2 separate regions of the Homo sapiens genome follow, and region 2 is linked to region 1. Evidence: chromatin loops called from intact Hi-C (ENCODE). Cell type or tissue: PC-9. All regions are shown on one strand.

What was found. A loop is a pair of places that touch in the nucleus more often than their neighbours do. Peaks named below come from ENCODE experiments on the same cell type or tissue, not always from the same donor. Only the 100,000 strongest peaks of a DNase experiment are listed, where the experiment ranks them.
Region 2: it touches region 1 in a loop (7-fold over the local background); 7 of 110 quality-filtered maps call a loop at or near these places.

The regions. Positions count from the first base shown.
Region 1 is chr1:22,971,896-22,979,895 of GRCh38, forward strand. It overlaps LACTBL1 (lactamase beta like 1), which reads right to left and starts at 971. Exons shown (of 8, transcript NM_001289974.2): 1 at 877-971; 2 at 410-536. The coding sequence starts at 421. In PC-9, CTCF peaks have their summits at 4,751 (motif pointing right) and 4,955 (motif pointing right); DNase peaks (open chromatin) are centred at 4,726, 5,176 and 6,596; H3K27ac peaks cover 3,521 bases.
Region 2 is chr1:23,634,090-23,642,089 of GRCh38, forward strand. It overlaps MDS2 (myelodysplastic syndrome 2 translocation associated), which reads left to right. Exons shown (of 6, transcript NR_167910.1): 5 at 5,591-5,706; 6 at 6,239-6,479. Among named protein-coding and RNA genes, the nearest start is that of MDS2, 11 kb to the left of the region's middle. In PC-9, CTCF peaks have their summits at 1,036, 1,241, 3,508 (motif pointing left) and 3,708; DNase peaks (open chromatin) are centred at 1,042 and 3,502; H3K4me3 peaks cover 608 bases; H3K27ac peaks cover 339 bases.

The DNA.
Region 1 (8,000 bases):
TGGTAGCTAGAGGTGTAATAAAGGGCTTCAGGGCTCACAGATACAGATGAGCTCAGCCTAGGGGGAGGGAGGAGGAGGAGAGAGTCATTGAACAGGTAGTTAGGAATGAGCTTGGGTCACTCCAGGCAGAGGCCTCTGGGGATGTAAAAAGGAAGAGGAGTTAGTTTCTGGTTTGTTTTGATAATTCAGTGAGTTTATGTAAAACATTTGAAACTGTTCCTGGCCTGCAGGTGCAAGCTCTAGAGATGATGATGATGATGATGATGATGATGATGATGATGATGATGATGATGATGAAGGTAACGTGGGGGGGATTTAGCCCAATATTTGAAGCCAGAAGGACGGTGGCATGGTCAGACATGTGTCAGAAGCTGACACATGGTGACAGCTTCTTGAGGCTGTGCCTCACCTGGGTCTTCATTCTCTCCAAGGCATGGAAGATTCTGGCTCTTTGAGGATTCAGGTCTACACCACAGGAGATCCCGTAAGCAGGAAACTGAGTCAGAGGAGTGAAGGCAAAAAGAGGTCCTGAGGGGCTGGAAAAAGAGGAGGGGGACAGAGAAAAGCTAGAAAACAAGGAGGGTAGACGAGGATGCGGGGGATCAAAGCAGCCCTCCTCTTCCCATGGCTCCCCCTCCCAGGTGAGAGAAACAGCAAGCTCAGAAACCCCTGCCAGGTGACCCGGCATCCCAGTTTGTCCAGGACTGTCTTGATTTTAGCACTGAAAGTCCTGCATTCCCAGAAACCCCTCAGTCCTAGGCAAATGGGACCATTGGTTACCCTGTGTGCCCCGCATTGAATTCCAGCTCCTCTTCCCCACCCCCAGCCTGCAGAGAACAATCTGGTCAGGCCCTCAGGCTCTTGGCCACAACTTACCCTCTCCAGAAGGTACCAGCAAGAACAGGGCAGTTAGGGCCCCAGTTTGGCTGACAGTGCCTCTGGGAGTCCCCTGTGTTCCAGAGGACAGGAATGGCTTCCTGGGCTCTGAGGCACAGGCTTTACCAAGCTCTCCAGGGGCTGGCAGATGTGGCGCCTAATTTCCCCGGTGCTAATCCCTCAGAGTGCCTGCTGCCATGGGGATTAGCTTCTGGGGTCCCCAAGCAGCGGGGAAGCGGGGGAGATCTGTCAGGGAGCATTGGGTAACATCATGTGACCCGAGTGCTCCAGGCTGGTGAAGAAAGGAACACTCTCTCCAAAAGGAGTGTCTGCCAAACCCAGTGTGGAAAAGGGATGTCAGGAGGCCACCAGGGTCATTTCCAGCTGGGAAGGGAAAGGAGAGAGATTTCCAGGCTTGGTCTGACCCCACACAAGCTCCTCAGGCACCTCTGAGGAAACTGGAGCACAAAGGAACCCAGTTTAAGGACCACTGGGGTCAGCCTAGTTGTGAAATATTCAGGTAACCTGGGTCCAAATCTTAGTCTGTCACTGCCAGTGTGAGCCTGTGTGACCAGGGATCATAACCTCTTTGCCTCACATCTATAAAATGGGGACAATAATACTAGCTTGGTTAGCGTGCAAGTTAAATGGAATGCGCTCTTGAAGCAGGCAGCCCAGAACCCGGCACCTAGTAAGTGCTCCATAAATTTTGGCTTCTTGTCATGGACTTGGCTTTTTTTTTTTTAAAGACAAGAACAGCTGAGCATGGTGGCTTATGCCTGTAATCCCAGCACTTTGGGAGGCCAAGGCAGGAGGATGGCTTGAACCTAGGCGTTCGACATCAGCCTGGGCTGAGACCTCGTCTCTACAAAAAATTTAAAAATGGCCAAGTGTGGTGGTGTTGCCCTGTAGTCCCAGCTACTCTGGAGGTTGAAGCTGAAGCATTGTTTGAGCCTGGGAGGTGAAGGCTGCAGTGAGCCGAGATAAGATTATGCCAGTGTGCTCCATCCTGGATGACAGAGTGAGACTCTGTCTAAAAAAAAAAAAAAAAAAAAAAGACAAAGTTGTGCTCTGTCACCTAGGCTGGAGTGCAGCGGTGCAATCAAAACTCACTGCAGCCTCCAACTCCTGGGCTCAAGCGACCCTCCTGCCTCAGCCTCCTGAGTATCTGAGACTACAAGCATGCACTACTATGCCCAGCTAATTATTATTTTTTAATTGCTTTTGGTACAGATGGGGGTCTCCCTTTTTTGCCCAGGCTAGTCTTAAACTCTTGGCCTCAAGTGATCCTCCCATCTCTGCCTCCCAAAGTGCTGGGATTATAAGTGTAAACCAAAAATAAAATTCTAAGGCCCCCAACCGTCTGAATGGACTTCCTCCTCAGCCAGCACATTCTTAAAATTTAACCTGAAAGACCGAAAGACTGGTTTAGGCCTTGACGGGGAGTAGGGGTCAAACGTGCCTCATCATACTTCTCCAGCATAACATCACATAACAAATAAGGAAAGAAATCAAAATAGTTTAACCCCAAATATATTTCCTTGTTATATCTTGAAATTGCCCTGCAAAGTTTGACTCTTGTGGGAAAAATCTACATTCTGTAGAGAATCCTCCTTTTCCTCTTCCATTTGCAGACCCAGGAGATAATCAACAGTCAGGAACCCTTTTAAGTCCCATAAGAAAACATTTTATAACCTATTCTCTCTGAAGCCTGCTAGCTATAAACTTCTTCTGCACAATAAAACTTTGGCCTCCCCAGTCTTTTATCTTAACCCAAACATTTCCTTTCTATTGATCTCAGGTCCTCAAACTCAACCAATTGTCAACTAGAACATTTTAAAATTTACCTATAGCCTGGAAGCCCCCATATCGAGTTGTCCCACCTTTCTAAACCAAACCAATGTACATCTTAAATGTATTTGACTGATGTCTCATGCCTCCCTAAAATGTATAAAATCAGCCAGGCGCGGTGGCTCACGTCTGTAATCCTAGCACTTTGGGAGGCCGAGGCGGGCAGATTGCCTGAGCTCAGGAGTTCAAGATCAGCCAGAGCAACATAACAAAACCCTGTCTCTACTGAAAATACAAAACATTACCCAGGCGTGGTAGTGTGCACCTGTAATCCCAGCTACTTGGGAGGCTAAGGCAGGAGAATCACTTGAACCTGGGAAGCGGAGGTTGCAGCGAGCTGAGATCATGCCAGTGCTGTCCAGCCTGGGCAACAGAGCAAGACTGTCTCAAAAACAAGACAAAACAAAAAAAAAGCTGCACCCCAACCACCTTGGGCACATAATCTCAGGACCTCCTGAGGGCTGTGTCATGGGCCATGGTCACTCATATTTACCTAATATTTCTCTTCAAGTATTTTATAGAGTTTGACTCTTTTTGTCGACATAGGTGTGAGCCACCACTCCCAGCCATGACCTGGCTTTTATGTCAAACTTCTACCTGGCCCCTATGGCAGATATCAGATCTCTCTCTGTGAACATTCTAGAAGATTTTCTATTGATTTTAGTTGATACAAAAGATAAAACATATATTCCTTCTCAACATTAGATGAGGTTGCACATTGGGGTTACTTGGAGAGCTCTTAAAAACCACTGGTGTCTGGGTCCCACTGCAGAGATCCCCAGAGGCGCAGCTTGGATGCCGCAGCCTTTGAAGACTCCTTGGTGATTCGACTGTGTGGCCAAGGTTGAGAATCAGTGCCCCAGATCAGTGTGTGTCCCACTTACTTGTGGGTAGGAGCATCCTAGCGATTGTGTTACATGGTAGGTTCTGAGCCAGTGAGTCGGGGTGGTATCTGAGAGCCTACATTTCTAACAAGCTCCTAGGTGATGCTGAGGCTGGTGTAAAGACCACACTTTGAGGAGCGAGGCTCCTCTGCAACTCACGGATCACACCAGCCTCCACCTCATTATTTCAACGGAGCCTTGAATTGCTATCTCCTTCTACTAATGCTCAGGATTGGGGATGGATGGAGGCAAGCCTTCTAGATCTTCTTCTGTAGCCCCCATAGCCAAAAATCTGAGTGATTTTGTCCAAACTTCACATTGTATGGCTGGCAAAAGAGGCTCACAGAGGGGAAATGACTCACCAAGGTCACATAGCAAGTTTACTGACAACAATTGATCTGGGACCCAGGTCTTTTTCATTGCACTTGGCTGTTTGGTTAATCTTCTCTGTGGCTCAGAACTGGCAGCCCGCTTCTTGGACACAGACTGCCTGTTGACAATGTACCACATACGGTCTTTAGAGCCCCCTGTGCTATGTCCTCTGGTCTCCACAATCCCAGGAGGCAGCTTCTATTCTGTCTCCATTTTACATCCGAGGAAACTGATGCTCCGGAAAGGGAGGTCCCCAAGAAATGGCAGAACTGGGTTTGGACCCAGGAGTCCTGTCGTTCCCCAGACACTGACAAGACTCCTCGGTTGCTGTGAGGATTAAATGGAATGTGCTCATGAAGCAAGCAGCCCAGAGAGAGCCTGGCACCTACTAAGGGCTCCATGAAGTTCGGCTTCCTACAATGACTCGGGTTTTTTTGTTTGTTTGTTTGTTTGTTTGTTTTTGAGACAAGGTCTCACTAACACTACCTAACACTAATCAGTCTATGGGCAAAGACTGTGTCTTATTCAGGTCTATGTCCCCAGACCTAGCACTCCTGGGTTCTGCAGTCCTTGCCCCCAGGACACCACCCCCTCCCTGAGAACCACTCCCTTGCTCCTAGCCCAGTTCTGAAGGCAGCCATTTTTCACTGCAGAGACCAGCCCTGCCCCTCCCGAATTTAACTAGACGGGAACCCACAGCGTGTCATACAGCACAGTGGCCCCAGGATGGCAGTAGATGCCCATGTGTAAGATCTCTGGCCCAGCCTGAGCCTCCTTTAAAGGGTAATTTACTTGCATGTGTCTCTTCCTCCAGGCCCTTGTCCAGGGGCTTTCCATCCATGAACCAAGATATTCCCCACAATATCCCCATAGGGAGGAATTATTCACCATCATTTACACACGAAAGATCATGTTCATCCTTTGCCCTTCATGGCCGCTTCCTACTCTTTGGGGAAAAACCAAAAACCTTACATGCGTAGTTTAAACCTATCCAGTAGATGTCCCTATGGGTCAGGCTGCAAGAGTTCAAATTCCAGCTTCCCCACTTATTACCGGTGTGACTTTGGTTGGATTTCTTGGCTTCTCTTGGACCTCAATGTGCTCATCCATAAAATGGGGTAATGAAGTAGAACCCACCTCCTTGCAGGGAGGAGTGAGGATTGCATGAAATAATACACCTAAAATGTACAATCCAGTAGCTGGCACGCAGCAAGTGCTCAGCAAATGTTAGTCACTCTTATTACCATGAGTCTCATTGGCCTCTCCTCCTGGGAGAAACTAATTGTCCTCACCCTCTGCATCAGGACCTTTAAGAAAGAAGAATGTGGGCCGGGCATGATGGCTCATGCCTATAATCCCAGCACTTTGGGAGGCCAAGGCAGGCGGATCACTGGAGGTCAGGAGTTTGAGACCAGCCTGGCCAATATGGCGAAACCCCATCTCTACTAAAAATACAAAAATTAGCCAGGCGTGGTGGTGGGCACCTGTAGTCCCAGCTACTTGGGAGGCTAAGGCTGGAAAATCGCGAACCCAGAAGGCAGAGGTTGCAGTGAACCGAGATCACGTCATTGCCCTCCAGGCTGGGTGACAGCAAGACTCTGTTGAAAGAAAGAAAGAGAGAAAGAGAGAGAAAAAAAAAAAAAGGAAGGAAGGAAGGAAGGAAAGAAGGAAGGAAGCAAGGAAGGAAGGAAGGAAGGAAGAAGAATGTGGGCCAGGCACAGTGGCTCAAGCCTGTAATCCCAGCACTTTGGGAGCCAGAGGTGGGCAGATCTCTTGAGGTCAGGAGTTCGAGACCAGCCTGGCCAACATGGCAAAACCCCATCTCTACTAAAAATACAAAAATTAGCCTGGCATGGTGGCGGGTGCCTGTAGTCCCAGCTACTTGGGAGGCTGAGGCACAAGAATCCCTTGAACTCGAGAGGCAGAAGTTGCAGCAAGCCGAGATCACACCACTTCACTCCATCCTGGGTGACAGAGCAAGAGAAATAAAGAGAGAAAGAGGGAAGGAGAGAAAGAAAAGAAAGAAAGAAGGAAAGAAGGAAGGAAGGAAGGAAAGAAAAAGAGAAAGAAAGATGAAAGAAAGAAAGAAAGAAAGAAAGAAAGAAAGAAAGAAAGAAAGAAAGAAAGGAAGGAAGAAAGAAAAAGAAAGAGAAAGGAAGGAAGAAAGAGGTTGAAAAGATATCAAATCAAAGGCAAATTAAACTTTAAAAAGGGCCAGATGTGGTAGCTCATGCCTGTAATCCCAGCACTTTGGGAGGCCGAGGTGGGTGGGATCATGAGGTCAGGAGATGGAGACCATCCTGGCTAACACAGTGAAACCTCATCTCTACTAAAAATATAAAAAATTAGCCAGGTGTAGTGGCATGCGCCTGTAGTCCCAGCTACTCAGGAGGCTGAGGCAGGAGAATCTCTTGAACCCAGGAGGCAGAGGTTGCAGCGAGCCAAGATTGCGCCACTGCACTCCAGCCTGGGCAACAGAGACATACTCCATCTCAAAAAAAAAAAAAAAACTTTACAAAGGAAAATGTTCCTCCTAAAGGATATATGAAGATACTTAGCATTTTCAGCAGTCAGGCTTTGATTGATTCATTGATTCATCCATTCACTCACTTACCCACTGAGTCATGCAACAGACATTTACTGAACATCTGCCATTCCCTGGGTCTTACACTTGGGTGTGGGGCAAAGCAGATATAGTAACAGATATTCATTGTCAGTGCATTTTTATTGAGCACCTACTCAGCGCTAGGCACTGTTCTTGGTGCTTCAGATATATCAGTGAACAACACAAAGGTCCCTGACCTGGTAGAGCCCATCTTCTAGCAGGGGCAACAGGATAAATAAGTTAAATGCTGCATTACAAAGTGATACATGACCAGGCACAGTGGCTCACGCCTGTAATCTCAATACTTTGAGAGGCTGAAGCAGGTGGATCACTTGAGGCCATGAGCTCCAGACCAGCCTAGGCAACACAGGGGAGACTCTGTCTCTATACAACATTTTTTTAAAAAAACAAAATTGGCCGGGTGCAGTGGCTTACGCCTGTAATCCCAGCACTTTAGGAGGCCAAGGCAGGCAGATCGTGAGGTCAGGAGATCAAGACCATCCTGGCTAACACGGTGAAACCCCATCTCTACTAAAAAAAAAATACAAAAAAATTAGCTGGGCATGGTGGCGGGCGCCTGTAGTCCCAGCTACTCGGGAGGCTGAGGCAGGAGAATGGCGTGAACCCGGGAGGCAGAGCTTGCAGTGAGCCGAGATCACACCGCTGCACTCCAGCCTGGGTGACAGAGCGAGACTCTGTCTCAAAAAACAAAAACAAAAAAAACAAAACAAACAAAAAAAAGAAACAACAAAATTAGCCAGGCGTGGTGGCGCATGCCTGTAGTCCCAGCTACTCAAGGAAGCTAATGAGTGAGGATCACTTGAGCCTAGGAGGTCAAGGCTTCAGTGAACCATGAGCACGCCACTGCAATCCAGCCAGGGTAGCAGAAGAAAACCTGTTTCCAAAAATAAAAATAAATTAAAAATAAAATAATATATGTCATGGTAAAATAAATAGAGCTGGGTAAGAGGGGTAGATTAGAGTATTAAATTGGGAGATCAGAATGGGCCTCATTGAGAAAGAAGCATTTAGCAAATCACCTAAGGGAAATAAGAGAGTTAGCTATATGGACAACAGAGGAATAGTGTTCACAGTAGAGGGAACAGCCAGTGCTCAGGCCTTAGGGTGGAATGTGCCTGGTGTGTTAAAAGAATAGCAAGGAAGCCAGTGGCTGGAGCAGACTAAGCAAAGGGCAAAGTAGTAGGTGAGGTAGGGAAGTAAGAGGTCAGGATGGTCACATAGAACCTTCTAGGCCACAGGAAGGACTTTGGCTCCCCTCTGAGTGAAGTGGGAGCCTTTGCAGAGTTTGAAAGCAGAGGAGTAGCACAATCTGACTCACATTTTTTTTAAGGCAGGGTCTTACTCTGTTGCCCAGGCTGGAGTGTAGTGGTATGATCATAGCTCACTGCAGC
Region 2 (8,000 bases), 660 kb after region 1:
AAAATAATAATAATAATATTTTATCACAACACATCACAGTTTCTTTAAGAGTAGTTAAAATATCAACCTTAAGGAAACCAGGAAAAGGGTGTTATCATTCATCCATACAGCATTTGTTGATTCCCACTGAAGTTCCAGGCCAAGGTGGGGTAGGGGATCAGTCTGGGAATGGGGACCTGACATGCGAGAAAGACACATAAGGAAATATTCCCTTTTTATTCATTCACTCCTCTGGCATATGCCAACCCTCTGGGGACATAATGAAAGACATCCACAGCCTTGCTCTCAGGAAGCTTTTAAAGGAAGTGGGGAGGCAGATATTCCTCAAATAGCCATTCAACTGCATATTATAAACGGTGATAAGGGTTAAGGAGAGGAAGTACAGAGTGCTATGAAGACATCATGGGGGACCTTGATGTACTTGGTGGTGGGAGGGTCAGAGATGGCATCTCTGGGGAGGTCAGCATCTAAAGGAGTTGAATAAGGACTGATAGGGTGGGGAAAGAGGGTCCAGGAGGCAGAAACAGCATGTGCCAAGGCCCTGAGCTGGGAGAGGGCAGGGTGCTTGTGAGGCCAGTGTGGCTGGAACCCAGCTGGCAAAGGAAGGGGTGCGTTATGCAGCTGAGGCTCTAGTGGACCATACTTAGGAGCCAGTGAAGGCTTCAGGGAAGGACAGTGAGGACAGCTGTCCATTCTGGATGGAACACTGGAGGGGCAGAGTGGGCGAGGCATGGGCACAATGGCAGCTGGTGCCAGGGAGGCAGCAATGGGGTGGAGAGAAGGGGAGAGTGGGTGCGTAATGAGCGCGATGGCAGCCTGTGTCAGGGAGACAGCAGGGGGTTGAGAGAAGGGGAGAAATTTGAGGGCTGCTTGGGAGGTAAGTGGGGCAAGACGTGGGGTTGGATTGGCCCTGGGAGAGGTGGCACGAGAGGTCCCAGTGGGTAAGCTCTGTGACCCAGGAAGGGCTGGCTAAATCTGACCTGGGGAAGGCCTCCCAGATGGAGCACATCTCCCCGGTATCGTGAAATAGGTTGCAGCACCCCTAGTGGAGAAAAAGGGGAAAGACAGTCTATCCCTGGCGAGCAGAAATTCAGCTGGGAGTTGTCAGTGAAACGAAACTAACATTGAGTATGGACCGTGTACCAAGCCCTTTCTAAGTGCTTTACCTTCATCACCTCATTTAATCCTCCCAACAACTCTACAAGGTCGATGCTATTATCACTCTCATTTTACAGATGAGGAAGCTGAGGCTCAGAGAGGTGCTGCCACTGGGATGCGGACTCCAGGAAGCCTGACCCCGTCCTGCCTTTTAATCACGGCATCATACTGCTCTTGTGGTTTGGGATGATTAGAACCTGAGAGAGTTGGAGAGGGGAAGGAGCGGGTTGAGTCTGAGCCTAAGAAATGGGCTGGGACCAAATCCCGGGGGGCTGCTGGTGTTAGACTTGGGGGTGTTGACATCATTGCAGATGAGTGGGTAGCACATTCTTAGGGAGAGGGTGGTGGGATCACGTGTGCTTTTCTGAGAAGTCACTCTGGGATGGGGCAGAGAAGAAGTAAAAAAAAAAAAAAAAAACAGAAAAAAAAACAGAGGAGAGACAGTGAGGCAGGGCATGGGTGAGTACAAGGCCAGGGCAGCAGGGCTCTGGGAAGGGTGAACACCAGGCAGACAGTTCCAAGGTAGATCTAACAGGTGACTAGGTGGTGGGAGGTGAGGGGTGAACAATCAAATGTGGGTAAAGGGTCACGTTGGTTTTATTCATTCACTCAGCAAACTTTTTTTTTTTTTTTTTTTTTAGATGGAGTCTTGCTCCGTGGCCCAGGCTGGAGAGCAGTGGCGCCATCTCAGCTCGCTGCAACCTCCACCTCCCGGGTTCAAGCGATTCTCCTGCCTCAGCCTCCCAAGTAGCTGGGATTACAGGCACGCGCCACCATGCCCGGCTAATTTTTGTTATTTTTTCATAGAGATGGGTTTTCACCATGTTGGCCAGGCTGGTCTCGAACACCTGACCTCAAGTGATCTGCCCACCTCAGCCTCCCAAAGTGTTGAGATTACAGGTGTGAGCCATGTGCCTAGCCCACTTAGCAAACCTTTATTGAGCACCTACTATGTGCCAGGTCTCGAACAAAGTGCTAAGAACATAGAGAAAAAGGATGGGATTGCTGGCCAAGAAGGGACATGGGAGAGGAGAAGGGAAGGGAAGACAGTGATGGATCCGGCTGGGGATGTACTGAGTTGGCGGGGCAGGGGACAGCCAAGGGGCAACAGCCAAGGGGCAGCTGAACACATGGTCTGAGACTCAGGAAAGAGGTAGAATTTGAGATGCAGGATTTTAAAAATCAAATCTCGAGCACAACTTGGTAAACTTACTGAAAATCATTGACTTGTACCCTTAAAGTGAGTGAATTGTATGATCTATAAGTAATACCTGGATAAAGTTTTCAAAATACAATTAGGGAAAAACCCAAGAAGTCTCAAAGTTCCTAGGAAATCATGAAACAAGGAGGAAGAGAACATTCCAGTCAGAGGGCAGAGGGTGTGAGTGAAACCTGGAGGCCTGGCTGGAGTGGGCACGAGGTGTGGCTGAAACCAGGGGTGCTTAGCGGGGATAGACGGAGCTGCAGCCTCGCCCTTGAGTGGGTTGTACCAGTCATGTCACTGAGCACTGACGCTGCGCTCTGCATCCTGGAGAAAATCAATCTTCCAACAACCCCAGAAGAAGGGATGCCAGATGAGGAAACTGAGGTTCAGAGAGGTTAAGTAGCTTACCCAGTCACATTGCTATTAAGGAGGTATATATATATATATATATTTATATGGAGACGGAGTCTTGCTCTGTCGCCCAGGCTGGAGTGCAGTGGCTGGATCTCAGTTCACTGCAAGCTCCTCCTCCCAGATTCACGCCATTCTCCTGCCTCAGCCTTGCGAGTAGCTGGGACTACAGGCGCCCACCACCACGCCCGGCTAATTTTTTGTATTTTTAGTAGAGACGGGGTTTCACCTGTTAGCTAGGATGGTCTTGATCTCCTGACCTTGTGATCCACCGGCCTTGGCCTCCCAAAGTGCTGGGATTACAGGCGTGAGCCACCGCACCTGGCTTTTTTTTTTTTTTTTTTTTTTTTGGAGTCTCGCTTTGTCACCCAGGCTGGAGTGCAGTGGCACAATCTCGGCTCACTGCAACCTCTGCTTCCCGGGTTCAAGCAATTCTCGTGCCTCAGCCTCCTGAGTAGCTGAGATTACAGGTGCCCGCCACCAGGCCGGGCTAATTTTTGTATTTTTAGTAGAGATAGGGCTTCAGCCTGTTGGCCGGGCTGGTCTTGAACTCCTGACCTCATGACCCACCCACCTCGGCCTCCCAAAGTGCTGGGATTACAGGCATGAGCCACCGCGCGCAGCTTAAGGGGGTAGAATCTGAGATCCATCAGCTCTAGAGTTTGGGATCTTGAGTAACAGTTTCGCCACGTTTAACAAATGTCCGGGGCCTGGAACGGAGACACTGGCGCTTCTATCGCGCCATCTGCTGGCCAAAACGTAGAGCTCAACTGGCGACGGAAAGGCGTTGGTTCCCAGGCTTGACAGGATTCCCTTCTGCCCTCTTCTCAACTGTTTCTCCCAACAGCCCTGAGTGGGTGGTAGGCAGGAATTGTCCAGCCTCATCTTACCAATGAGGAGACCAAGGCTTGGAGAGAAGAGGCGACTTCTCAAAGATGATCCAGAGGAGTAAAGGAGGCCCCGGGATTCAAACCCCCCTCCGTGAGGTGCTCTCCACCTCCCGCTGTCCTCAGTGTGGACTTAGATCCCAGAGCATCTTCACCCCTCTGAGGGGGTGAGGCCAGTCCCCTCCCTGGCTGGCTTGCAGACAGCGACCCAGGTTCAGGTAGCGGCCTAACCCACCCAGCTCTGTCTCTGTGGGGGTGGTTTGACCTGATGCAGGTTTGAGCCTGTATCAGGCTCTGTGGGGGGTTAGGGCAGGGTTCTCAAGGCTGAGCAGAAAGCTTCCACCCCACCCCTCCACTGGGGACTCCAAGCAGGTGACATTTCTGTTTGGGGAGCTGGCTGCCCCTTCCCTGTCCCCAGCCCTTCAGGAATTCTGGGTCTCAGGCTCTGGAAGGAGGGAGAGGAGAGAGAGAGGAGGCCCAGGCAGAAGTGGGGAGACAGTAGGCTGGGAGAAGGAGGGGCATGGGGGTGGGGCCAGAGCAAGGCCACAGCGAATGATAGTGACAGCAACCGTGCTAAGAAGAGCTGCCACTGTGGAGGGACAGGCGCTGCAAAGGTGCTTTACGGGAATTATGAGCCTTAACCTTCTCTGTGGCCCTGAGAGGCAGGGAGGATCATGACCCTCACTGACAGTGGAGGAGCAGTATCCAGGAGCTTGAGTAATGTGCCCAGGGTCACATGGCCAGTGAATATGAAGCCAGAATCACAACCCAGGGAGTTGTGACTCCCAGAAGGAGGGGACTGATGGGAAGCAGAGTGAAGGAGCAAAGGACTGATGGGGTGGCCATCAGGCTGGGAGTGGGGGACAAAGACGTCCAGCTGCCTGGCCGTCCCATGGCTGTCATCGTGTGTACGAGTGTGTATGTGTGCCAGGGAGAGAGAGTGTCTGAGAGTCTCGGTTGTCAAATCTTGGTGACATCCTGGTGGCATGGGTTGTCTGACTGTGGCTGAGCAATCTGGGTTGTTGAGGGGCCAGGAAGGCTTCTTCTCTCCCTCAAGAAGTCTGGGTCAACTTTGAGTCATCCTTCTGAGCACATCTTAAAAGTCACCTCTCCTGGGAAGCCCTCCTGGATTGCTAAAATGGGGTCGAATTCCCATGTTACACACTTGCAATGCTTCTCCTGCCAAGTAGTCATCATATGTATAAGTGGTTAAATATTTGTATTTACTCGGTAGAAGCCCTGTGTTCTGACCCAGTTGGAGCTGGTAGTGGGCAGGTGCCAGGAATTTAGATAAAACCAGATGTGCGGGGGCAGGTTGCAGAGGGAAACCCTGGCTCTGAACATTCATTGTTTCCTGAGCTCCAGGCTGCGGATTTTATTGAGAGAACGGAGACTGCTGGTGAACTCTCAAGAGGGTTAATTGGAGTTTTATCAAGCCAGATTTCATGGTGTCTGCTTAATGTTAATCTCTCCAAGCTTCCCACCAGACTGCAAAGGCTGAGGTGACTGCCTTGACTCTACTATGTCCCTAGAACTTAAAGCCCCGTGGGTGGTTCTTGCACTTGACAAACACATATTAAAGGAAAGAACGAATCGATGAAGCATGGGTTTGGGTGCCGGGCTGGGGAAACCAGGTTTGTGAGTGAGGGGATGAGGTGACAGGACCCAAGCAGGGCTGGCATGGGTGGCAGCGGAGAACCACAAGACCACGTGTGGTCACCTATGTGATGATGCCTCCTGGAGTTGTTCAGAGCAGTGCACAGCCTGTGGTAGGGGGCTGGCTTCCCTTAAACGCTGTTTGGGGAAGTACAGCCTGACAGTAGGTTTTCAGGAACTGGGAGGACCAGAAGGTGCCCTGATTCCCTTCCTCCCTGATCTCCCCTGGCACCAGCTCCTTGCTCAGCCTCCTCGCTTCTCTAATTTCTTGCAGCTGCAGTGTTCTGAATAGCAGTCCAGCTATGAGGGGAGGTGCCCGTGGCAGGCCTCAGCTGACCCTGGAGAGGCCATTAAGACCTGGCTGTCGCCTCCACAGCTGCTCGGAGGCAGGTGAGTCTGGTTCTCTGAGTCTCCCTCCTAGAGGTGGGCACTGAAGTCAGGCCCAGCGGATGGGAAGGAAAGAGGCCAGGGCTGGAGAAGCAGCCAGCGTTTCCCACTTCCTCCCCAACTGCCACTCCAGGTGGTGGCCCAGGTGACTGGGTCTCTTTGTCCTCCTCCCTCCCAGACACACTCTTGCCCTGGGTTTTCAGGAAAGTGGGGAGGCTAAGCAGCTCATCCCAGGCAGTTGGGCAAACCATCCCACCAGGTACCTGGCCAGATGCTGTCCCAGACACCTCCCTCCAGGCTGTCATCCTCCACATCACTGGGACTAGTAGTAAGGGAAATAGAAAGCTCCCCAACGCCCTCCACCTGCACCCCAGGCCTGATCCTGAGGCATGGCTGGCTCAGAGACAGTGACAGTGGGGTCAAAGGGTATGAGACAGATTCTCCATCTACCAGGAACAGGCAAGTGAGCCTCAGCCTCCTCGTCTGGAATGAGGGACAATAGTACCTATTTCACAGTAAAGTTTCTGGAACATAGGTGTTCAATAAATGACAGACGCTACCATCACAGATTACCAATGTTACAAAACTGTAAACAGAGAAAGGTGGCTTTGTAAGAAGAAAAGAGATCATTCTTTTTCCACCATGTGAGGACCCAGCAAGAGGGTGGCTGTCTGCAAACCCAGGGAGAGAGCCCTCACCAGGAATCTGCTGGCACCTTAATCTTGGACTTCCCAGCCTCCACAACTGTGAGGAATAAATGTATGTTGTTTAAGCCACCCAGTTTGTGGTATTTTGTTATAGCAGTCCTAGCTGACTAAAAAATACTGTCTCCTATAACCCATGAGTTTTGTTTCAAAGCACTTAACACAATCTATAGTTATACATCTACCTATGCAATTTATCTTTTTAAATTTTATTTTGTTTTATTATTTTTGGGGGATGGAGTCTCACTCAGTCACCCAGGCTGGAGTGCAGTGGCATGATCTCGGCTCACTGCAACTTTCGCCTCCTGAGTTCAAGCAATTCTCCTGTCTCAGCCTCTGAGTAGCTGGGATTATAGGTGTGTACCACCACGCCTGGCTAATTTTTGTATTTTTATTAGAGACGGGGTTTCACCATGTTGGCCAGGTTGCTCTCAAACTCCTAACCTCAAGTGATCCAGCTGCCTTGGCCTCCCAAAGTCCTGGGATTACAGGCATGAGCCACCGCACCTGGCCTGTGCAATTTATCTTTTTAAGTTTTTCCTGAAGTATAACAAACACAAAAACACACAAATCCTGTGTACAGCTCAATATACCTTCACAAAATGAACCCATCTGCATAACCTGCCTCTAGGTCAAGAAGTGAACATAACCAGCTCCCCAGAAGCCTCCTTGTGACGCCTCCTCATCGCTACCTCTCCCTGGAGGTAGCTATCATATAATTATTCATTTAGTTATCAATGTGGGTGTCATGTGTGTCCTCTATGGATTATTTTCTTAGGGCTGCTGTAACAAATTACTACAGCCTTGGTAGCTGAAAGCAACAGAAACTTATTCTCATGGTTCTTCCAGAAGTCTGAAATCAAGGTGGGCTGGGCGCGGTGGCTTATACCTATAATCCCAGCACTTTGGGAGGCTGAGGTGGGAGGATTGCTTGAGCCCAGGAGTTTGAGACCAGCCTGGGCAACATGGTGAAACACCATCTCTACGAAAAAATACAAAAAATAGCCAGCCTGTAGTCCCAACTACTTGGGGGGCTGAGGCAGGAGGATTGCTTGAGTCCGGGAGGTGGAGGTTGCAATGCGCTGAGATCACGCCACTGTACTCCAGCCTGGGTGATGGAGGGTCTAAGGGAAGATCCATTCCATGCCTTTCTCCTAACTTTTGGTGGCTGCTGGCAAAATCCTTGGCATTTTGTGGAGTGCCCCTGCCCTCCAGTCTCTGCTTCTGTCTTCACAAGGCCTTTTCGTCTGTGTCTCTGTGCACTCTTCTGTCTCTTATCAAGACACTCTCATTGGATTTCAGGCCCACCCTAATCCAGCATGATTTTATTTTGATACTTATCTTAATTACACCTGCAAAGACCCTGTTTTCTTTTTCTTTTTTTTTCTTTTCTTTTTTTTTTTTTTGAGATGGAGTCTCACTCTGTCGCCCAGGCTGGAGTGCAGTGGCACTATCTCGGCTCACTGCAAGCTCTGCCTCCCGGGTTCAGGCCATTCTCCTGCCTCAGCCTCCCAAGTAGCTGGGACTACAGGCGCCCGCCACCACGCCTGGCTAATTTTTTTGTATTTTTAGTAGAGACGGGGTTTCACCGTG